Regions from separate parts of the Homo sapiens genome. Here region 2 is linked to region 1. The links are chromatin loops, found by intact Hi-C in ENCODE. Cell type or tissue: CD4-positive, alpha-beta T cell. All regions are shown on one strand. Links, peaks and the distances in the headings refer to the core of each region. The heading gives the core; the rest is flanking DNA.

The links. Hi-C counts contacts between places; a loop is a spot of excess contacts. Peaks named below come from ENCODE experiments on the same cell type or tissue, not always from the same donor. Only the 100,000 strongest peaks of a DNase experiment are listed, where the experiment ranks them.
Region 2: it touches region 1 in a loop (2.3-fold over the local background); 2 of 110 quality-filtered maps call a loop at or near these places.

The regions. Positions count from the first base shown.
Region 1 is chr15:69,743,783-69,756,068 of GRCh38, reverse strand. LOC107984788 (a long non-coding RNA gene) reads right to left here and starts at 4,120. Exons shown (of 3, transcript XR_001751592.3): 1 at 3,553-4,120. In CD4-positive, alpha-beta T cell, for the core only: CTCF peaks have their summits at 5,968 and 6,167; a DNase peak (open chromatin) is centred at 6,088; H3K27me3 peaks cover 553 bases.
Region 2 is chr15:70,553,941-70,566,226 of GRCh38, reverse strand. No RefSeq gene overlaps it. Among named protein-coding and RNA genes, the nearest start is that of LINC02204, 27 kb to the left of the region's middle. In CD4-positive, alpha-beta T cell, for the core only: no CTCF peak of the experiment used is centred there; DNase peaks (open chromatin) are centred at 6,846 and 9,246; H3K4me3 peaks cover 2,488 bases; H3K27ac peaks cover 312 bases.

The DNA.
Region 1 (12,286 bases), core at 2,497-10,496:
AAACAATTGATTTGAATTATGCCAAAGCTTTTCAGAAGTGGGGATGGACAGAGTGCCCCCCATCCAGTCTCACCTTTACTCTCCACCCCATTTCCTACTTCCACCTCCAAGACTTCCCACACTTATGCAAAACATCCTGGCTGAGTCTCACCAAGAGCTCTAGGGGAAACCCTAAACCTCAGAGTGAAATGAAGGGGCTGATTTGCCCCTGGGGAAATTAGACACAAACAAGGCTGGGGTGAACCACCAGTCTTGAAACTGTTTCTCTGGATTAGTCACAGGGTTACCCACTCATGAATGTTCCTCCCACCTCCTCACTTCAGGCTCTGTTATTCTAGAGGGCTGGCCTGGTTACAAGGGTAGCCAGATTAACTAGGGTCTAAATGGGAGAGCTGGGGCACGGATCATTCACCAAAGAAACCGCAGCGACCTTCCGCCTGGGTGGGGCTTCTCTTCTTTTAACCTCCCGCGAAACTGCTAGTCAGCAGCTCTGTTTCCTGCCATTGCTCGAGGAGATCTTCATGAGTTTCATAGGAGTAGGATTGTGCCTTCAATCCATCATCTTTCTAGGGAAGGTAGCAGTATTTCATTGGCTTATTTCTTAACAAATAATATATTAAAGACTGCTTTCCTCCAGGTACCTGTTAGACACTAGGAATATAGTGGTAAGCAAAGAACTGCTTAGGAGTCTTGCTCTTGTGTTTTTGATGGTTGATCTCAGGTTGTTTAAGAGGCTTCTGCTGTTCAACTGCATATGCGACAGCCCTTTTACATGAACAGAGAGAACTGTCCAGTAATTTAATCCTCATGGCCCCTCAAAGGTGGCAGAGAAAATTTTCATATAGGAAATTAGGATCAGAGGCATTAAGTAACTTTCTCAAAGACAAACGTGTGGTAATTATCTCTTTTATGTCTGTACTGCAGGAGCCCAGCACAGAGTGGACACGAGAAAAGAAATTCTATTGTTTATGAAACAGAAGTGATAGAGCTGGGCCCCAAATTGGGTATATCTGTTTTGAGATTGCTTTGTAACACATATACATCAAATAACTGCTAGAGACCAGGGCAAGGGGGTTCTGTCTGTTTGGTTCACTGCTATATGGTTAAGGCCAAGAAAAGTACCTGGCATACAATAGACATTCAATAAGCATTTGTTGGATGGATGGATGGATGGATGGATGACCCAAACAATTGCAGGTCATGCTGAATGTAAGAATTAAACGTAACATGGATGAGAATGCATCACGGGATTTATCATCTCTTTTGGGTCTGGGGAAGACTTCTTTGCAAAAAATGATAACCCAGACAAGATTCAAGGGGTGAGCAGGAGCTGGCTAAAGGAAGGAGAAGATAGTGGCAGGAGGAGCCACGCAGACACAAGGAATAGCTTGGGTGAAGGTCTTGAAGCAAGAGGGAGCACAGTTTATGAAAGGATGCTGAAGAAAGTTTCCAGAGCTGGAGGACAAGTGGGAAGGAAGGGTTGGTTCAAGGTGACTCTGGAGGGGACAGCAGAGCAGATCCTAGTGGCCTGAGAATAGAACCCTGACCTCTTCCACAGAGCAAGGAGGAATCACTAACCTATGTTCAGCAGGAATCAATGTGGCCAGACTTGCACTGGCATCACAAGTTGAAGTGCTTTTAGGAAGGTCCATTTGGGAGTGTCTAGGTATACATGACCAATGGGAGATGATGAACTTGCCATAGCTTTTAAAGTTTAAAGTGACACATTTCTAGCCTACTACTATTTCACCTTCACATCATTACATAATGTATTTTAACAAATACCGATATTGCATTACTATGTGACAGATGTCATTCTAAGTGCTTTGCAAATATAAACTCTCACATTGGCCTTGTGACATTGGTGCTAATTATTATCCTTTTTAAAAGATGAGGCAACTGGGCTGGGGCATTTAAACCAACACAGCAGATGACAGAATGCCAGAGTCTTCCTCAATTCCTGTGATGCATGGAGGACTCCAGAAGTCTCCATGTGCCCTGTGGAGGGTGTGCAAGGAGACTGGCCTTGGAGCTGCAGTGGGTGAGGTAGCTGGGGAAGACAGATGGGGCTGGAATGAGAGTCAGTCTGCTTTCAGGGGATCCACAGCACCAGCGACAGTACAGTGGGGCCTTGTTGACAGGAAGAGATGGTGCTCTGTGCCTGGGCCCTGCTGCAAACCTAGCATCTCTCCACACAATCCTAATATCCCTTCAGTTTTTCCTCCACCAGGTCATCTGCTTTGCAGATTCTATGTCTTCCTCTTTCTTGGTTGACCGCCTCATTTTAGCAGAACAGTCCCTCCAGCAGCATCCTGAGACAAGGAGAATGCAAGGAAAATGTGGGGGGACTGTCATTTAAAAAATTCTTTAGCGCTCTTGTGGGTTGCTATTTGGCTGGGCATAAATTCTATTTCACAAGTCACTTTTCTTCAGAATTTTAAAGATACTGCTTCTTTGCTTGTAGTTTTCAGTGTTGCTGCTGAGAAGCTCACACTCAATTAATAGTTTGGCTGGGTATAGAATTCTACAGCCTCAGTCAGCCTCCTGAGCCACTGTTGAGGAATCCAACGCCATCCTGTACCCTGATCTTTTATATATGTTTTTGTTTTTATTTGCTTTTCGTTTTTCTTTTCTGGAAGCTTTTGATATTTTTTCTTGATCTATGGTATTCTGAAATTTCCTAATAATTTGCCTCGATGTGGATCTTTTTGTCATTTGCTGTGTTTAGCATGTGGTAGATTCCGATAAGTAAGCTCATGGCTTCAGTTGTGGGAATTTTATTTTTGTATTTTTCCTTGAATATTTTCTTCCCCTTGTTTTCTCCATTTTTCTCTTTTTGGGACGTTTAACTTTTTGGATGCTGGATATCCTTGATGGATCCTCCAATTTTCTTATCTTTCTTTCCTATTTCCAATCTGTTTATCTTTTTGTTTTACTTTCTGAGCATTCTCCTCATCTATCAAATGTGTTATTTTTTAAGGTTTTTTTTGGACTATTAATTTTAATTTTCAAGAGCTCTGTCTTATTCTCATTTGATCCCCACTCTTTCTTTTTACATTCATTTTTATTTTCTTAGATGCAATATCTTCTCATCTCTGTGATGATGTAACTTGTAATTTTTTGAAGTCTACTCACGTTTAAAATGGGTCACTAAAGATCTGATGAAAAGCTCCATAGGGTTGAAAAGGGCTTTTCAGTTGGCAGAACTCACTGCAAGGTAATAATGTGGGAAGCTAACCATTTCACTGAGGAACCAATCATCAGGAATATTCCTATTTTGTAGATGAGACTAGTCACTGAGAACATAAGTAATTTACCCAAGTTCATATAGCTAGTAACTGGTGTGCTGAGATTCAAACCAAGAACATCTCATTCCAGAAGCAGTGTGCTAAACCACTGTGCTGCACTGCACTGCCTCTCAGAGCAGCAGCAGCTAACATTTAACAAGTGCTTTCTGTGTACCAGACACTGTTCTAGGTACCCAAAAATCATTTAATTTAATCCTCATAATAACATTTTGAAGTAGCCACTTTTGTTAGCCCCATTACTGACCAGCAACTTGAAGCACAGAGAAGGTAAACCACTTGCCCAAGATCACACAGCTGGTAAGTGCTGGAGATGGAATATAATCCTAGGCAATCCGCCCCAAGCATCCTTTCTGCTTTGTCTCCAGGAGTCTCCATTTCATCATCTGAAAAATGGCAATGTGATTCCTAACTCAGTTATTTTGAGGATAAAATGAGAGAACACATGTAAGAAACCTGTACCTAATAGACCTGAAACAGATGTTACTTTCATTAAAAAAAAATTGCTTTCCTCTCTTAGGCTTCAGTTTCTCTAACTTTAAAACAAGAAGCTATAGATTGTAGAAGAAAAGTTTGTAGGCTCCCTAAGGTCCCTCCTGGCTGTGAATGTCCATGGTCTAAAAAGTTAGGGTAGACCTAACTCAGAGGAGTGGAGATAGAATAGGAGTGAGGGTGGGAGATATCAAGACCTCAAGGCATAGAGGAAGAAAAAAAAAAAAAAAAACAGGAGGTAGAAGCAAATGTGACATGTTCTAGATGGTTCCATTTTCCAACTCGGGCCCAGAGAATCCTTTCTGTGTTCCCAAATAGCTGTGAAGTTCAAATAACGGGTTCCAACTGACACATAAAAAGAAACACATGTAACCACTTACAGGCCAATTAATATCAGGGCAGGGGATGGGGGAAAGCCACAGAGGGGAGGAGGCCACTGGGGTTGAAGTGAGCAAAAGAATGATGGCCGTGCTTCCGGGCCTACGGCTGAAATGGGCTATTATGTGTCATCAGGAAACTTAAGAAGGGGAGAAAAAACAACCCCTGATCAAAGTCCCTTTTGTCAACTTCTAGCAGATTAATAGATGACAGATTTTGCACTTAGAGCTCTACTGCAAGGTCAAGGGCAGTGAAACGGGGCTTGTTGGGACATTTTTCTTCTTTCATTCAGCTGCTGGTCTGCAGAACTCATCATTCTGACAGCCCAGCTGCCTGAAACTTCTCTCAGAAGGTCTGCCTTCCCTGGAATATTTTAGGGGGAGAGTGGACTTCTTGTTAGCACAGACAAGCCAGGCTGTTCTCATCCCCATAGGCACTGCCTTGCTCAGGGTCCTACTTGGAGCTTCTCACTCCCTGGAGCCCAAGCCCATCATGCCACTTCCCAAATTCCCCTATTATAACCTCACGGTGGCTGTCTCAGGTCACAGCAGGAAGACACACTTCTAAACCTGGCTTCTAGGTCCCTCAGTGATCTGGCTTTGCCCCATGACCCAAGGGCTTTTAACATCAATCAAACTGGATTACTTGCAGCTCCCCAGACTCATCTCGCTCTTTTACCTCCACATCATGACCTTCTCTGCCACCCTTTTTGTCTTCCTGTCAATTTCCTATTCACCCATCAAGCCTGTGCCAGTGTTAACTCCCTGCCTTCCCAGTTTAAGAAGAGGCTGTATCCTCTGTGATGCACAAACCCTTCAAACACACAGCCTTCAGCCTTGACCTTACTGTCTGGCCATTATCTGTCTGTAGGTCCATCACTTCCACTCAGCCATGTGTAAAGACCAGTGTGCTGCCTGGCATGGAGTAGGGGCTTCCTGTTATAGAGTTATGAGTACATTACAGGTGAGTCACCAAGACCTGAGATTGTGGAGGGAGACCCTAAGTTCACCCTAATAATTCTCGCCCCTGGCAGAATCTGTGACTTGCTTTTAACCAACAGAATATGGTAAAGGTGATGGATGCCACTCTCATGATTCGATTACGTTGTATGGCAAGGTAATAGGATGTCAATCTCATGATTATGTTGCTTTATATAAAACTCCATGATGACAGAGTTGAGAGATTCTCTGGATGAGAGATTCTCCTTGCTAGCTTGAGGAGGTAAGCAGTCATGTTGAGGAATCTCATGTGGCAAGGAATTGTGAGGTTAACTTGAAGGCAGCCTCCAGCCCACAGCCAGCAAAAAGCTGGGGCCCTCAGTCATACAGCCACAGGGAAATGAAATGAATTCAACCAACAACTTGAGTGAGCTTGGAAGTGGAATTCCCCAGTTGAGCCTCCTGATGAGAATGCATCAGTAAACACTTTGATTGCAGCTTTGTGAGACTGTACAGAGGATTCAGCTAAGCTATGTCTGGTAACCCAACACATGAAAACTGAGAGAAGATATTTGTATGTGCTATTTTAAGTTGCTACCTTTGTGGTAATTTGTTACTTAACAATTAACAAACCAATACAGAGATCATTGTTAAAGATGCATTTTGGGGGATCTAGAAGGCCCAAACAGCCCTGGGAAATTCAGTTTCACTCTTATAAGTTAATATACTAGCAAGAAATTTTTGCCAGGCAACTCATAGCAAGACTCCAGAATAAGGGCCCGAAAGTGGAAGCCAGCCCAGGGAGAAGGACTTAGGAAGATGAGAGGCAAGAGACAGATATGGGACAGGAAGAGCCCCAGGCCTGATATCAGGGCTCTGGGTTCCAGGCTGTGCAGATGATTTTTACCAGGCTTTGGGTGATGTACCTCCACTCTGGGCCTCCATGATCTCATCTATAACCCAAGTATTATGAACAGGTAGAGCTCTACAGCTCCCTCTGGCTCTGGCAATCTGAATAATGATTGTACAATTTTACAAAGGAACCACCCTAAGCAGCACATTCTAGAGACTACTCAATCTTTCACTTGTTTATTCATTAATTCATTCATTCATCATGGATTACTCTTATTTTTAATAATTTTGGAATTGCTTACACGAAAGATACATGTTTAAAAATCATTTTAGAAGACAAATATGAATTAGGGCAGGAGAAGGAAAAGCTATGCCAGAATCCCAGGCTTATTTATTTGCATAGTTCTCCTTCCTCCTCCTCATATTTTCTATAAGAAATATATTCCATGTGTTCAGGGTCAAGTTAGTCTTGCCCCTCTTTGCACCTATAGGGATAGTCACATGGCCCAGGTTTGGCCAGGCTGAGTACACCAAGTCTCAGTCACTGTGATTGGTTTGAAGGTGAGCCTATGCTCCAAGCAGGACCAGTCAGGTTCCTCCAACACGACTTTGCTGGCAGAGCTGGTGGAAGAGACTCGTTCTTCTCCTGGGGCTGCTCACATCTTCCCAGATGTGAGTTTGGGGTGATTTGGGGCTACCATGGCTGGCGTGTGGAGACAGTGTGTCTAAGACCTAGAAAGGGAAGCCCTAGTAACACTGAATCCACGGTGAAACCAGCCATCTCTGAAGCCATCTGCACTTACTTGACCTGATCAATTATCTTCTTTAAAAAAATAATTTGGGCCAGGTTCCTGCCACTTGTAACCAAAAGAATCTTAACTAGTAGAGATAGTTATTTCAACTGAACATATAATTTAGCTCTGTGTGTCTTGGAAGCCAAAGCAAAAGGGGAACCACATTGCATAGCAAAGTCACATTCTCTGACATTACAGACCCAAGGCGCCAAGAAAGAGCCTTTTCTCAACTGCTCAAGCCTTTTTCTCATGCTCTTTTGCATTGGCAGCCCAGAGTCACATCTTCCACAGCTGTTTCAGAAAGCAGGCAGAAACATTCTTCATGTGGCTGGCTGCCTTTGGAACTGAACATCAACAAAAGGCAAGCAACAGAAATGGAGTGTCAGTCAGCACTTCCGAAGACCTAGCTTTTCAGCCAGAGAGGAAACCAGGCCAAGAGGCTTCCAGTCCAGTGTTTAATTCTCCCTGGCCCCTCTTTGCATGGGCCTCCTGAGGGGTAGCTCCTCCAAACGCTGCCCTGAGGTTTGACTGAAATCTGTCATTTCTTTGGTTGGAAGGTTGGTGTTTCCTTGCAAGGGACCACAAAGCCATATTACATTCAATGTTAAATAAACAAATGTTTGAATCTGTGTTTTATTGGTTCCATACCATCTGCCATCTGGTTTGGGGGAGCAAGGAAAATTGTGGTTTTGTTGGTTGTGTGTGTGTGTGTGTGTGAGTGTGTGTGTGTCTGTTGTTGTTCGTTTTTTGTTGTTGTTGTTGTTGGGGGTGGGGGTTGAGTTTCTTTCCCCTCTATGAAAATTCTGTAAGGTTGAGTGCTGGCAGCAATAGGGGCTGGTTAAAAGCCACCTAGTTTCCCACGTCTTAGCTCTCAGCTAAACGTTGGAGGCTGGTCTGGGTCCCCATCTGCTAAGCAGCCTGTTGTGTGAAAATTAGATCTATACATATGCAGAGCTCCACAGCCAGGCTTCCAAGATCTAAGGAATTGTTATGAGAGAACCGCAAGAGGTGGTTATTTAATGTTGACAAGCTGCACCCAGACCAAAGGCGAGAGTGGGGCATATGGAAACTGAACAGAGGAAACCTCGCGTCTGAGCACTCTGGGGCTGTCGGGAAAAGCAGGCTTTGCCTTCAAGACCCTGGGTTGCTGGAGATGTAGAACTTGTAATGACTTGAAGGAGAAAATATGCCCTAGACACTGGGTGGAAAATAAGCCCCAGCCTGCCTGGAATCTTTAATTTGAGAAAATGCCATGGTTGAGGGGGTGGGGTGCATCCCATGGTGGGTATGTGGTGGGGTCCAGCATCTCCTGTGGGTCCAGCTGTTTTTGACCAACAGGGCCTGGAGCTGCTTGAAAAGAAAAAAGATGGAGGCTCTCAGAGCTCCAATTTTCACAACTTTTAAACCGCTCCTGTTTTCCCACCTATAAAATAAAGACAGAGTTGGGCATGGGTCACACACACAAATGCCACAGGGCCAGGCAAGTAATGAAACGTGTGAGGCTGGCTGGGCAGGGCCCACGGGAAACGTGCCCTCAGCTAAAGGGCAGCAAGGCTTCCACCGACCACTCCAGAGACGTGCTGGTGCAGGAACCCGGCCTCCTGTGGTCAGCTTTCCCAAGTTTCCAAGAAAGGTCAGGATTTTATTGTTTGTTTGCTTTTAACGTGAAAACACCCAACATTTCAATACTGGCAGCTATTGAAATTATTGAAAAAAATTCTGGTCAAATAAAACTTGCCCACAGCCCATATAAGGCCCACAGGTCTCCAGTGAGTGCCCTCTGTGGAAGAACTCGATGAGAGAGTCTTTGAGGAAAGCCAGGGACCAGGACCAGGTATTCCCTTAGCAAAGGGCAAGAAGGCCCCAGGCAAGTCGGTCCTGCTCTGGCCTGCACAGGCTGAGGAAGACAAGGAGTCGCCCTCCAGGTGCTGGTTCCTGAGGGTGTGGGAAGGGCCCTCCAGGACCATTGCTGAGCCTCAGCAAGCGGTGAAATTCCAGGGCCAGGCCAGCTGTTCCTCCCAGCCAGAGTCCCTTAGCGACACAGGGACTGCTCTGGGCCACTCAAGTGCTGTGCTTCTCTGGTCTCTGCTTTGCAATTGCTGGGAGAAAAATGAATTCTGCTGCTGCTGCACTGCCACAGGTACATGTACATATGCCTGCACAGGGCAAGGGGGATGGAAACATTTGCCATTATTACTATCCTTGAAGGGGAGACCTGTCTCTGTCTCCCAGCCTGGAGGCTCATGGAGGGCAGGGCCCCTCTGGGTCCCCAGCGTGATTGTCTCCTCATAATGTGGGTTCTCCGTTCTGGAGGGGGTGGGTGTCTGATGTCTCCAGTCAGTCATCTTGAACCAGAATCCTACTGTTTATTATGTTTATAATCTGTCTCTCTCACTTGACAGTGCCAGCCCCGGTCTCCAGCGTCACGTATCAGACACTCAGTGAATGGTAAACAAAATCACCATCATCATCATCCTAAAAAGGGGTCTCAGCTGTTAGAGAAGACTCTTCTGTGTGTTTTCATGGAATAATATCTATATGGTTCAGAAATGGCTGTGCTGGGCACTGGATCAGGTATCTTTCCTGATCCTGCCCTGGGAACAGCGGCCCCGTACCTGTGTACATGTGACATATACATGTGCACATACAGTATTGTGCGTATATGCATAGGACATGGTGCATTGCACATACCCTCTGGCTTCCCGCAGGCTGCAGGTTCCCCCTTTTACAGAATCACAAGTTAGCAAGTTGGTGACCTGCAAAAAGTGAGCCAAGGCTGTGTGACCTGCTGCTAGTCAGTGTGCCCCTCAGCATCCTGCTGTACCGTCCCTGCTGTCTCAGTGGCCAAAAAGCTTTTAGTTAATTTCTTCCTGGGTTTTTGTTTTGTTGTGTTTTCTTTCTAAAGAAGGTGTGAGGAAATTCCAGGTTCAGTTGATGTTCTCCATGAAGAAACACAATTGAGACTATTTTTTTCAGTGATGAAACCTGCATGTTTGTATTTCAAGTAATATAGCCAAAACACCTCATCTTTTTCCTTTTTTGGCTTAATAAATATCATTTATTCAGTATGAAATTTTTATATTATATGTCCCACATATTAAGAATCAGTGTACATTAACTCTTGGAAAGGTGTTTTTAAAAACCAACAAAACAGGCAGGTAAACAGGTCTTGGTCAGTCATTCACTCCTCTGAGCCTCAGTGGCCTCCACTGCCATCTGGATGAGACGGTGTCTGGAAGCCTGTCCCACTCATGTTCCTACAGAAGCAGCTTGCAGGCAGGGAGAAGGGGAGAGCATGAGGGGAGGAAGGGAGGAGAGTGCGGTGAGAACGCCACCACCAGAACTTCACTGGTGAGTACAGTGTATGCTGACCGGGCACAAAAGCCACACAGAATGGAAGTCAGCTTCCAGAAAAAAGAACAGACTGCGAGCTCCTGGAGACAAAGGTTAGGTCCCGCTTATCTCTGGGTCCGCAAGCCTAGCATAAGACTTGCACGGAGTGTGTGCCCTGCCATTGTAGAATTCACTCATGCAAAACCCATCGGAACATATCGAGCTGGCATTTCAGGAAGCTCTTCCACACCCATCACACTCTTGAGCCTGTATCAGCCCTGTCAGGTAGGATGGGGGCAGGCGTGGTTGTACCCCAAACATGACTGGGAAACTGAGGCCCAGTGAGATGAGGCTGCTGGTCAAAGGTGGGTTAGTAGAGAGCCACACCCGGATCCCAGGTTTCCCTGCTCCTGAAGAGTAATCTTTCTCTGGAGCAGTGGCTCTCAGTGACTCTCAAGTTTTTCGGGCAGCAGCCAATCTGGAAGTGAAGGAGCTCTTTGAGAAGATCTAGAGACAGTTAAAGAAAGTAACTGACCAGCTGGTTCACTGTGGTCCGACCCAGACCTATCCTATGTTCTCGTATAGAGGTAACATCAGATATCAAACACTTCAGACAATCTGTGGGAGATAAAATTAAAATGAATAGAATTCTAATTATTTTATTTTATTTTATTTTCTGAAATTTGCATCATTATTTGATTTTCCAGGGGCACTACCCCCACCCCATCCCTACCAGTATGAGAGATGCACCCCATCAGCACTCCCTGTGGTCTGCCCAGGTATACTGGTGTCTGGCTGGGTCCTAGAAAATCTCGGCATATGGCACAGGTCTGAGAGAGAGCTTTGGGCTCCTCAAAGTGGATATGAACCTCAGGGTCAATGAAAGGCAGGTAACTGCCATGTGCACACAGGTACACACACATGCATGTACACATGCATGCATACACACACACACACAGACACACAAAAAGAGGAAACCACATTCAGTGTGGGCTGGCCCCAAGCTGAGGAGGAGACTGTGAAGGGTAACTACCCCACTCAGTGAATCAAGATGTGGGATCCAAACTACTTCCTCCCCCTGCTTTGTATTAGGAACATCACATACCTGCTCTCACGGAGTACTTACAAGCCCAGGAGGGAGGAGTCACTATCCTTGGTACACGGATGCAAAAACCCACTCAGGATGCAAAAACCTACTCAGAGTGCCAAGCAACTTGCCCACAGACACAGCTGTTGAGAGGAAGGGCCAGATCTGCTTTGCATACTAAAAGAGACCTCCCTGGGTCCCACCCTCCAAGGTCCCCAGGATGAGGAGGTCTACAGCCCTTGGTCCATGAAGATGTCCAAGTTGCCGCCCAGAACTGAGTGATGGGCCATTTCCTGAGCTTTCATCTGCCCCATCAATTCCAGCTGAGTGTCTGGGACAATCCCCACCCATTTCCTGGGCTCGTTTCCCCAGAAGGAGGTTCCGTACCATCCTCTAAGTGCTGTGGCCTTTCATCTAGTTAGACAGCCCCTCTGGGGGCCCAGACCTACATTTCAGGCAACACCCTACAAAACCTTTGGCTGATGGCCAATAATAAGAGCTCTTTGGGTCTTTTCTATCAGTGAAAGCCACTCCCCTGCCCCACCACCCTCCTCCTTTCCTGCTCTCCCACTCTCCCAGATGGGAAGCCAGGAGTCTTAGATCCTGAGGTCATGGGCTCTTTGGGATAGGCACGGAAGCCATTGAGCCCCTTCAATCTGATCTTTGCCCCACCCGCCCTTGGGGAGCTCAGGCAGCCTCTATTTCGCTGACTCCTACCACAGGAGCTCACTACTCTCAAGGCAATCTTCTCCCAATTCAGACAACACTGAGCATTAGCGGATGCGCTTCCTCGAATGAGCTGGCATCTGCCTCCCTATTTCATGAGGATCCATGTTCTCTTTCTTCTGCTTTCTGACACACAGGAAAAGGCAGGAGGACCCTCAAAACTGTAGCTACACCCTGCTGCCTATGCTTGGCTTAGTCACTTCTATCCCTTCTGGCCTCAGTGTCTCACCTGTAAGGTGGGTGACTTCTAACTCCCCTTCCACGTTTGTCCCTGTGTCCGTGCCAGGAGTGGCTTGGACGAGGACACAAGATACCTGAAAGCCAGCATCAGGGAAGAGGTTCATGAGCTGAACCTGCATTTCCTGGTTCTTGGCCTGGTGA
Region 2 (12,286 bases), core at 2,524-10,523, 810 kb before region 1:
GCTGGATACAATAAATGGAAAGGGAGGAAGGACGGGGGAGGGAACTGCTTCCTCGGCAGCCCACCTTCCTGCCCAGGCTAGACCGACTCAAGTTCAGAGAGCCTTAGTCCTATAGGGGAGCCACTTGGAGTCTAGAGACACTTTGAGCTATGGCAGAAATCACTATCTACATGCAAAAGGATAAAATCGGGCATCTACCTTGTAATGTGCACAATAGGAAGTCCCAGATAAATTAAAGAACTGCACATTAAAATTATTAACAAACTGTATATGTGTGTGTGTGTGTGTGTGTGTTTTGGGAGGGTAGTGGTGGGGAAAAGGACTTTCTTTTTTTTTTTTTTGAGACGGAGTTTTGCTCTTGTTGCCCAGGCTGGAGTGCAATGGTGTGATCTCAGCTCACTGCAACCTCTGCTTCTCAGGTTCAAGCAATTCTCCTGCTCAGCCTCCTGAGTAGCTGGGATTACAGGCGCCTGCCACCACGCCCTGCTAATTTTTGGTATTTATAGTAGAGACGGAGTTTCACCATGTTGGCCAGGCTGGTCTCGAACTCCTGACCTCAGGTGATCCACCCGCCTCGGCCTCCCGAAGTGCTGGGATTACAGGTGTGAGCCACTGCGCCCGACCAGGCCTTTCTTAATCTAACACCAAACCCAGAAACCACAATAGAAAAGTTTGGCAGATTGGACCACCTAAAAAGAAAAAAACCCAAACTGTATTGTCAAAGGTACCTTAAATAAATCAAAACATAAATTACAGTCTGGGAGAAAGTATTTGCTACATATTCTAGCAGGAAAACTGTGAATGTCCACACTATAGAATGTATTCCTTCAAATTGATCAGAAACAGCAAAAATGGACAAGTGGGCAACACACACACATACACACACACACACACACGTTATATACAACCACTTCATTAAAGAGGAAACAATTACAAGATAGCCTCACTAATGCCTAAAGAAATGTAAATGAAAACAGCAATGCAGCATTAGTTTTTGCTTGTCCAGTTAAAAAGAACTGGTGAGAATGAAGAAATGAACACAACACACACACACTGCTGGTAAAGTGCCACACACCTTCGAAGGGAAATTTAGTAAAAGACGTATCAACCTAAAATGTGCTTACTGAATAATCTGGCGGTCTCTCCTCCAGAAATTTACCCTCCAAAAATTGTAGCATAAATGTATAAAGATATATGTCCAAGGATATTCACTGTATTACTGCTTATTTTAAGAGCCAAGTTTCTAAAAGTTTAAATTTCCATCAAAGAACATGGGTCAGATAAATTAAGGAATATCTAGGCAATGAAATTCTAGTCTCTGAAAGAAATGAGGTAGACTTGTGTAGTAAGAGCTGTTTTCCGAGCATTTGTCTTGTGCTGGGCACTGATGTGAGTGTTTTATATATGTCACCTCATTTAACCCTCTCAACAACTTTATGAAGTAGGCAATGTTGTCATCCACATGATGCACAAGAGGCCCAGAAAGGTTATTAGCCTGCACGAGGTCACACAGCTGTGAGAAGTCAGAGCTGGCATTAGAATGAGGCAGTGGGTTTCCTGAGGCACCCACTTGGAAAGGGTCACAGATAAAGTTTAAATGTTAAGTGATAAAACAGCAAATTGCAGCAAGATGTAGCATAACTGCATTTTGGTTAAAATATATGTGAATGTATATAACCTATATTATTTATATATATGTCTACATTATCAAAAAAATAAAAAGATTAATTTGGTGGTGATGACTGGAGGGGAAGTGGGAATAGATTAGTTTCTTCCAAAAAAGTAGTGAGATTTAAAAAAGAAAACGGCCTTCTCAGTCCTTTGTTTTTATTTATTTTTCATTATCGATTGACTTGAATAAAATAGAAAATGACCCCATCTGGTGATAAGAATACATCCTTGAAAAATAACACCCAGTTTATGCCAGAAACAAAAATCTCAGTTTGGAAGCAGAGCTGAGTTACTATATAGTGGTAGATAAATCACCAAGGCTGCAGTGAGCTATGATCATGCCACTGTACCCTAGCCTGGTCAACAGAGTGAGACCCTGACTCAAACAACAAGAACAACAACAAAATGCGTGATTGAAAAAGTGGCCTATTGCCTCTGTAGACAATGTGGAAGGGGCTGATGGGGTGGACTGGCCATCTTGTCGATTCTAGGAAGCTTCTGCCTCCCATGCCATCCATGCTGCATTTGCTTCTCTCCTGGTTTTCTTCCCAGTATCCTGTTTCCATGACATCCTGCTCCAATCCTCCAAACCCAGAGAGCAACCCTGGTCAGGGATGGGGAGTCACCATACAATTGAAGTGCCCTGACTTGATTAGGGGATGACATAGGAGGCAAGTCCAGGGTGGAGATCCTGGTCCATTTGCTGGTGGCCACGAGATCTATAGCCGCTTGACACACAGGGATGCTCCGGGCATGGCAGGCACCTGGGGCTCTGTGGACTGTCTGGCGCATGCTGCTGGAAGCTCAGAGTAGTTCAGCACAACCTGGCCACAGAGGTAAGTGCTGAAGCTGGAAGGCAGTGGCCACGCCACAGTGGGCCATGAGAGCCATGTAAAGCAGCTTGGACAGGCCTAGGCCAGTGGTTCTCAGTCAAAGGTCATTGCTCCCCATTTTATAATGTCTGGAAATGCTTTTGGTTGTTACAACTGGGGAGGGAGTGCTACTGGTATCTAGTGAGCAGAGGCCAGGGATGCTGCTGAACATCCTGCAATGCACACAAAGTCCCTCTACCACAAAGAATCATCCAGCCCCAGATCTCAGCAGTGCTGAGATTTCAAAACCTGCCCAGATTAGACCTTTCTGCAGCAGAAGGGGGTGAGGGTCCTGACGGTTCCACATCTGGAAGGAAGTTCTTTAGCTGCTGTGCTCAGATTCTGAAGAGAAGCAGATTTCTCCAAGGCCAGGTGGGAAGAGCCAGCTCCATCCTCCCTAGAGGGCTGTGTTTACAAGGAGCTGGCAGGAATTAAGTTCTAATCATGATGAACATTGATACAGTGCTTGGCAGGTGGCAAAGTGCTTCCTCCTGTGCGTGGGTTCCCTACAGACTGGGGTCCTCTACACCACCCCCATATTGTTGGAGGCAGGAGAAGAGACGGGGGAGTGGGGAGACTACACCTACTTCTCATTCTCCCATGAAATGAGTTCCTGTGATAAAACTCTCCATGTTCCCCACTTTGATCCTAACTCTGAATTCAAGCTTTGCTTACTGGAAGCCTTCCCCACCAGATGCCAGGCCAAACACATTCTTTTACCCAATGCCATGGTGAGGCAAAGGGGGGTGAACTTGGCTGGAGCTAGGATATCATAAAGTCAGATGGGTTCAGTGTGGGTTTCACATACCTGATAAAGATAAGGTTGGAGGAAGGGTAGGCAGCGAGATCAGCCAGAGAGGCTGGGCAGGCAGGAGACAGATTGGATACCATGTGTCAGGCAGCTCTTTTTTTTTTTTTTCTTTCTTTTTTTTTTTCTAATTTTGAGATGGAGTGTCACTCTGTTGCCTAAGCTGGAGTACAGTGGCGTGATCTTGGCTTACCGTAACCTCTGATTCCCGGGCTCAAGCGATTCTCCTGTCTCAGCCTCCCGAGTAGCTGGGACTACAGGCATGTGCTACCATGCCGGGGTAATTTTTGTATTTTTAGTAGAGATGGGCTTTCACCATGTTGGCCAGCCTGGTCTCGAACTCCTGACCTCAGGTGATCTGCCTGCCTCGGCTTCTCAAAGTGCTGAGTTTACAGGTGTGAACCACCGTGGCTGGCTGTCAGGCGGTTCTTCTGCAATATTTCACTTGTTTCTCATGGCAGCTCCTTGGAGTGAATTTTATGATCATCCTTATTTTGTAGAGGAGGAATTCAAGCTCAGAAAGGTTAATTGACTTCGCCAAGCTCTTATAACTAGTAAGTTAGGAGAACTGGGACTGGACCCCAGGTTTGCCATAACCCAAGTCAGGCTCCGGAAAGGGCATGGGGGACTTCCTGGGGCCTTATGGATTCATCGGGGCAAATGTGAATGGAACGAAGGTAGACTAGGAGGCTCGTCATGGATCTGGGGACTGGTTCATCCTAGGTTAGTGGGCGCTATCCCCATGCCTGTGAGCAGACCAGCTTCAGGCTCAGGTGCAGGTGTGGGATGACCATGGCCACAGGGCAGAGCATCACTTCTCTGAGACTTGGGAAGAAACAGGATGGGGGAATTGGGGATGTGCAAGGGAGGGCAGTGGCCACCAAGATCGGTGCTTAGGAGGCCCTGTAGATGAGAATTGAGAATTGCTTTGGGAGGCTGAGAGATGCTCTTCACTGCATCACATGTGAACCCTGTGGCTGGAAATGGGACGTTCCCTTTTAAAGAGAATGTGGCCTCCTGGAGGAGCCCCCTTCTGTCAGTAGGAGAATGGTCTGTGGTTATATGTGCTGCCAGGGGACAAAGCTGGTCCTCCGAAAGATGGGGTCTTTCCCTGTTTGGTGTCATGAAGCCAATATACACAAAGCCGAAAGTGAGTGTCAAGCAGTGCGGGACTGATTCAATGGCCATGGAATTGGAGGAGCGGGAGCCTGGCTCACAAATCGACCTCTCAACAAGTGAGGGGTGAAGGGGTGAGAATATAGGATTTTCTCTCATGAAGGAGTTGGATGTTAAAAGCCAGGGGAGGAATATTCCCATATTTTCTGGAATTGGGTGGTGAACTGCCTTGGAGCTGAAGGGCTGCCTTCCTTTTTGTCCTTTGATGGCTTCTTCCAGTCATTGTCATGGTGATTGTCAACCTGTCATGGCACTGGTGGGAGCATCATTTAGCAAGGAGATGAGATTAGAATGAAGCCTGAGGGTGGGCTATCTTGGCTCTAACCACTCTCAGTTGGTCTGGTTACAAAGGGAACTTTTTATTGCAGGCATCCTGTTTCTCAAAGACAAGCAGAGTCAGGACCCAGTAGAAATTCAGCTATGCCATGCAGGCATTGCACTGGCCATCACTAGCTTTCATGGCTCCTCTGAGTGATGAGAAAAGGTGGCCCTCTGGGCAGATGCACCAATCAGAGCATGGGCTGGATTTCTACCTGTCTGTCTCCTTTGGTCCAGAGCCTTTGTGGGACAGCTGTAGGAGGAGGCCCTGGGTACTGCAGTAGGCCCAGCGGGAGGCATCTGGTCAAGGAAGAGAACAGAAGGAGAGTGGGACCCTGCACCCAGGATCCAGGAGGGTGGGGACCAACATGTACCTGCATCTGTATCTGTAACCGTGGTGCTAGTCTGGCACAGTGTGTTCAGGAAATGTGGCTGAGAATGTCTGAAAAATAAGTCACCTTCCTTTTGGCTTCTTGGGATGAGCCTTCAGCCTTCTTTGGAACTGAGGAATTCCAAAGAAGTTGGAACGATTTTGGAAGTGAGGAAGAGGGCGCTATTGGCCATGTATGATGAGAACTAAAAAGGGGAAATGCTTGACTTATTTTGTCAACTTCATCAGTGAATGCTTTAGAATCCTCAAAAAAAAAAAAAAAAAAAAAAAATCACAGCTGAGCTTTATTGAGTGGATAATTACCATGAGCCAGCCATTGTGCTAATCCTTCTGTGACAGTCAGTCTTACATGTCACCTTGCCCTGGCCAGGGTCTCCAGTTATTTAAACACTCATGTAGGTGTTGCTGTGAAGGTCTTTTATAGAAGCCATTAAAGTCCAAAGTCAGTGACTTTACATAAAAGGAATTATTCTAGACAATCTGAGTGGGCTTGATTCAATCAATGGAAAGGCCTTAAGAGTAGAACCGAGGCTTCCGTGAAGGAGAAGAAATTCTACTTGTGGACGGTGGCTTCAGCCTATGCCTGAGAGTTCTAGCCTGCCTTTCCTGATGGGCTGCCCTACAGATTCCAGACTTGCTTAGCCAGATCCACAATTGCATAAGCCGATCGCCTGAGATAAATCTCTTAATCTATATCTCCTACTGGTTCTATTCTTTGGTTGAACCTGGGCTGATACACCTTCATACAGATCAACTTACCTAATCCCCTTAAGAATATGGTGAGAGTTACGGTTCCTATCCCCATTTAAGCGGGCACACAGAGAAGGCAGGCTGGTCCCCAGGCAATGGTGCCAGGATTCAAACCTCAAGCCTTCTTACTCCAGGGCCCCAGTCCTCACCTGCCACGCCAGAGGATGTCAGAGGGAGTCGCATCAACAGCAGCCAGCCCTGGGTATCTGACCGGTGTGAACTTGTGATTGGGTGGTTAGGACCAGGGTTGAGAGGAGTGGTAGCAGCCACCCATGGCAAGTCACTGAGGGAGCTACGTCTAGGGGACACACGCATTTTAACTTCACCTCTCGGCAGCCAGCTGTCTTTTACCTTGAGCTCCCTGACACTGGTGTACACAGAATGTTCCCCGGCATCTTGCATTTGTTTATATTTTGTTTTAGACTCATCTGTGGGTGGCTTATTCTGTTTGAGTGTTTTCTCACGGGGTTGAGCTTACTGAAATTCACTGAAATGTTCAGGATCAGTCCTCTAACTGAACTCTTTCCTCTGATGTATTCATTCCAAGAGACATCTGAGCTGCCTTCTTCACAAAGCAGCACCCAGCTTGCGCCAAAGAAGAAAGGCAGGTGGTGCCTCAAAAGGAATTCGGGGGCATCAAATGGCTTGGCAGTGACACCTGGCTGTGCATACGCCACACTTGGGTGGAAATTACTCCTCAAAAGTGGTAACTGAGAGGAAAATCTTTGGGTCCAATGTTTGGGGTGCTCATTTCCCATGTTTTAAACTCGAGTAAACTCTGCGGTGGCATTTGATTTGTCTCCACGTGACAGCTCAGACTCAGACTACTGCTTGCCTTCCCCTCCCTCCCCTTCTGTCTCCAGCCCACAACCCTGTGGCCTCTCATTTCCTGCACCCGCAGGCTTGCTGTGGAGGACGGAACACAGGCAGCCTGGACTGGAGGGTGGAACGCGTCAACTTCCAGCAATGACTTCCAGAAAATGCCAGATGGAACAGGGGCAAAAATAAGAGTGTATGTTTGTGTGTAGGTGGGGGGAGGGGTGTGTGTTGTGTGTATGTGTGTCGTAGAGTGTATGTGTTGTGTGTGTGCTGTGGTGTGCATGGGCTATTGTGCATACTGTGGTATATGTGAGCTGCTGTGTATGTGCTGTTTGTGTGGACTGTGGTGTGTGTGCTGTGGCGTGTGTGTGTATGGACTGGTGTGTGTGAGCTATTGTGTGTATGCTGTGGTGTGTATGTGCTGTGTGTGGTGTGTGTGTGCGCTGTGGTATGTGTGTGCACTGGTGTGTGTATGCTGTGTGTGTGAACTATTGTGTGTGTGCTGTTGTGCATGTGCACTGTCGTGTATGTGCTGTTGTGTGTGTGCGCTGTGGTGTATGTGCTGTGTGTGTGTGTGCTGTAGTGTTTGTGTGCTGTGGTTTGTGTGTGTGCTGCGGCGTGTGTGTGAGCTATTGTGTGTGCTGTGGTGTGTGTGTGTGAGAGCTGCTGTGTGTGTGCTGTGGTGTGTTTGTAAGTTATGTGTGCTGTGCTGTGTGTGTGCACTGTGGTGTGTGTGTGAGCTGTTTGTGTGCAAGTTGTGTGTTCTGTGTGTGTGTGAGCTATGTGTGTGCTGTGGTGTGTGTGCGAGTTGCTGTGTGTACTGTTGTGTGTGTGTGCACACAGGCATGCGGTGTCAGGGGAGGTGTGGAGCAGCAGTAGGAGGGAGGCTGCTAATAGGAGCAGGGGGTATTGGTATTGGTATTGGTTGCAGCCTGAGAAGTGAAATGTAAAGCCAGAGGACAAAACTCAAAGTCTGACCTGGCGGGGCCTCCAAGGAGTGTGGCTGGGAGAGGAGGCTCAGTCCAGAGGAAGCAGATGAGGGGTTGAGACCAGTGCCCATGACTTAATGACTGAGTTTTAAGAACTAGGGTCTTATTTTCTCCGTCTCTGCCTCTGTCTTTCTTGTCTCTCCCCATCTCTCTCCACCTGTCTGCCCCTGTCTCTATCTCTCTGTCTCTCTCCATCTGTTTCTATCTCTATCTCTCTCCATTTGTTTCTATCTCTCTCCATCTGTGTCTGTCTCTCTCTCCATCTGTCTCTGTCCCTGTCTCTCCATCTGTCTCTGTCTCTGCATCTCTCTGTGTCTCCATTTGTCTCTGTCTCTCTCTCCATTTGTTTCTGTCTCTATCTCTGTGTCTCTCTCTCCTTCTGTCTCTGTCTCTATGTGTCTCTCTCTCCAGTCTCTTTGTCTCTGTCTCTCTCCATTTGTTTCTGTCTCTCTCTCTCCATCTCTGCATCTCTCCATCTCTCTCTCTCTCTCTCAACTTCTCCCTCTCCTCCAGTCTCCGTCTCTCTTTCTTGCTCTTGGCATGAGTGCATGTGTGTGCATGCTGGCTCTTTTTGTTTTGAAGCAGAAAAGCTACTGAGTGGCTCACAGAATCACCAGAAAGAGGAGCACTCAGGCCTTCAAAAGTACAGGAACAAAAGGCAGAATCATATCCCAGAACAGGCCAGTGAGGACACCGTTGCTGGCACCCTGCTGGGTCCTGGATGCCGCCTACTGGCACTGCTGCTGTGCAGCTGCTGGACCCTGGCTGCTGCTGACACCAGAATCAGGCAGCTTTTCAAAGACCTGGCATACCTCTGCTGGGAGGCTGAGGTGACATGAGTCCCCAGAGAACCCAGCTGGATAGGTGAGGCTGGCCCAACACAGCCCTGGGATTCTGGAATATTGTTGGAAATTAAAGAGACAATTATGGTCAACTCTTATACTGGTTGAATACAGAGTGTAGATCAGGAATTTCAAACTCTCATTTTATTTTGCAACACCAGCAACCCTCTTCCTAAGTTCTCATACAGATTTTAGGGGAATCTCTAATCTCTCGTAAAATGAATGGATTATTGGTCCAACTTCTCTTCCCAGTACCACAGGGGCAGTCTCCTGAGAAGGGAGTTGGCCAAATGGACTGGAGTAGGAGGGAGGAGAAAGAAAATTGAAGACTCAAGATAATGTGGAAGAGGGAGATGCTGGAATCTTCCAGCTGTAGATCCCTGTTTTTTGTTTGTTTGTTTACTCTGGGGCATGGGCAAAAAAAAAAAAAAAGAGAGAGACCTAGACCTGCTTTGTCCTCAAAGGTGTGTATGTGTGCATATGGTGGTTGTGTGCAGAGGAGGGGCTTACCTGCTCTATATTTCCTCTTCACATCCACCGAGGGAGAAGGGCCATTTCTCTTGATGACGCAGAGGGCTGAGGAATACTGAAGGGACGTTTGCACAGAACAAAGCAAAACCCTCAGAAGTTTTTTTCCTGTCTCTGATTGTAGAAAATTACCTGCCCTTTCATCTGCTTCTCAAGTTCACAACTTGTCACCGTCTGTTTTCATCTCTGAGCATTTCAATTCTCCTCCTTTCCGTTTGTCTCTTGTCTGTCTGGGCTGTTTTGTCTTTTGTCTTCGTCGGGCCTGCCAGTCCCTGCCTCTGTCCGTCCCTCTCTCAGCTTGGCCGGGCTCTCCCTTAGTCTGTCACTTTTCTCTCTCCTTCTCCTGGCTCATGCTGAGCAAAGTGGCTGTCAGGGCCATCCCTTGCAAAAGCTGGATCTTAGAGAAAAACGGGGTCTGAACTGATAAATGTTTGGCTCCCTGTCTGTGTTTTCCTCCATCTTGGTTTTGAACCGCCTTGCAGCTAGGACTTGGGACTGCCAGGGACATGCTAACTGGGCTCTGGAGCTCGGGGCCCCCAGCCTCAGCACCTCATGCCTGCATCCCTTCTCTTGACTTGGAGTGATCCTGTTGTTCTGTCTTACAAATTGGGATCTCTCCCTGCATGTGGGCTTTGGTGACAGCCACCAGATGGTAGGGACTGGTTTTTATAGTAACTCATTAACCTCTTGCCATCCTACAATTAAGAAAGCATTTAATTGCTTTTTCTCAAGCCATCCTATGAGTGATTCAGGCAGCTTGCATTCATCATGTGAACCAATTTGCAGCTAGAGCCTGAGAGAGTGGGAGCAGCGGGGAGTGGCAGGCTTGGGCACAGTGAGCACCCTGGGTGGCCCTGGATTGCCTTTTGGGACCTTCTGGGAGGGGAAAACAGGCTTCAGAATCTTCCCCACCCCAGTGATTTCCTTCTAGGTTGAGAGATTCCTTTAGATTGGCTCCGAATACACCTCAGAGATTGTCTAGGTTCTCTCTTCCTCTCATTTATCTGTTCAGGAGTCTAAGGCCAGAGAGGTCAAGGGACCTGCTCAAGGTCACACAACTAATTAGTGGCAGAATGTGGGCTGCAGTCTAAGTCTGTTCACTTCCTGTCTGCCATGCTCCAGCCACCCCCGGCTTTGCTAGCTCTGGGGGCTGTGCTTCTGAAGTGCTCTAGAACTGTGTTCAACTACTCACACATGACAGTACCCACTCTTCTCCTTCCCAAACCTCACACCCTCTGACTGGGCCTCAGGGCTTCTGCTCAGTGGACAGACGACTCCCTTCATTACTTGCAGGGGGACATGCAGATGCACCACCCAGATTCTCCACCAAGGAGGGACTTGTTGCCCCAGCAGCTGGCAGGGTGGCCAGTGGCCTGCCTTTAGCCGTTAGCCCCCTTGGAGGACCACCTTAGCTGCAGAGAGCTGCCTTGCCCAAGGGCATGCCATGTCCGATGTCTAATCAATGTGAAGGTATAAAAACCTGGTTATTTTGGTTCAGTGCAGGACAACTCTGATGGATGGACCATTTTCCCTCCAGAGCTCCCTGTGGGGTTAGCCAAGGGCCTGCATCCCAGCTCTACTTCTCTCTCTGCCCGATGCTGCTTCCTCCCCATCACACCCTTAGGTGTTGAACTCAAGAATATTTCTTAATAAACACCCTGAACACTAAACCCTGTCCCAGTCTGCTTCCCAGAGAATCCCATCTATGGCCCCCATCCCATCCTTAACTGAGGCTGGGCTGTTCTCAAGGACACCATCTCCCTGCAGCCATGGAGTGAATGAAGTGTGGGCATTCTCTTCGATCCAGTGGAGCTGCTTTCTTTTTGTCTCCACTGTGCCTCCTTGTGTCTTGTAAAAAGCCCCCCTCCTTCAAGACTTCTGCCATGTGGCTCTGTCCTTCTCCACCTTGGGATCACCCACCAGCCCACCAGCTGTTTTCTGCGATTGCCCAGCAGGTCCTGGATCAGTCTCTCCCCATCAGCTCCTACCATCACAGGCAATTGTAGCCTCTACATGGGTGGCCCAGCCAACACTCTGACTTGTTCATTCTTGGACCCCAGTGATCTACTTGTCACTCCCACCTCATCCAGCCACTCCTAGGGTCAGGTCATAGAGGAGTCAGTGTCATCATCCCAAACCACATGATCTCCAAAATCACTAGTTCAGATGCTCTAGCCAACCTTGACTAATCTTCCAGCTTACCTGCTCAGGCTTCTTCAGTGCAACTGTTCTTCAACCTCATCAAGACCTCTGACCTACAGACCCTCTCCCAAATTTCCTCCTGTTGACCCTATGTTGCCCATCTCTCCTGATCTACACTCGATTATTTTGTCCCCCCCTTGCGATGACTCTCTGACGAATACCCTGAGTGTCCTAGCCCCTTTGTCCTAATGCATGTGCCTGGCTAAACTTCAGTTCCAGATGAAGCTGACCAACACTACTGTTCTGAGGCTGCCTTTGGGTGGCTAAGAGTTGCTGCAGAAACTCTCACCACTGGTCCTGTTGGCATCATAATAAACTCACAAATCACCAATGCACTTGGGATTCTCAACAATTCCTGGAAGTCTCATGATGTATTTCAGTTAGCTCATTGCACCCTCTTCTCCAAAATAGCCATTACATTCCTTCACCACTCATCCTCAAATTCCACCCCCTATACCCTCAGCTAATGGACACCCCCCATCTCTTTTATAGATAGAAAAATCTGGCAAGAAGGAAACCCTCCCAGCTTCCTGAGCCATCTTGGCAAAGGTCTGTCTGCATTCATCACTTTCTTCTTCCATCTTGCTGGGGTGGAGAAAGTGTCCCCTCTTCCTGGCAATGGCCACATCTTCCACACATGTTCGGTTTCATCTTAGAAACTCACTTCATTGCCTACTCCCTTTCCTCTATAGCTAAGCTCATCTCTCTTACAGATCCTTCCCTTCGGCAGCCAAGTTTGCTCTTTCTTCCTTCCCTCTCATGAGAATATAGGCTTCTGGAGAGCAAGGCTGTGTCTATCTCTTTCCCGTTGTATTTGTGGTATCCAAAAATATGCTTGGCACAGGCTCATGTTTAATAACATTATTTGACTTTCTGACTGACAGACTGACTGTCCTCTTCAATTTGATTCAATCTTCATT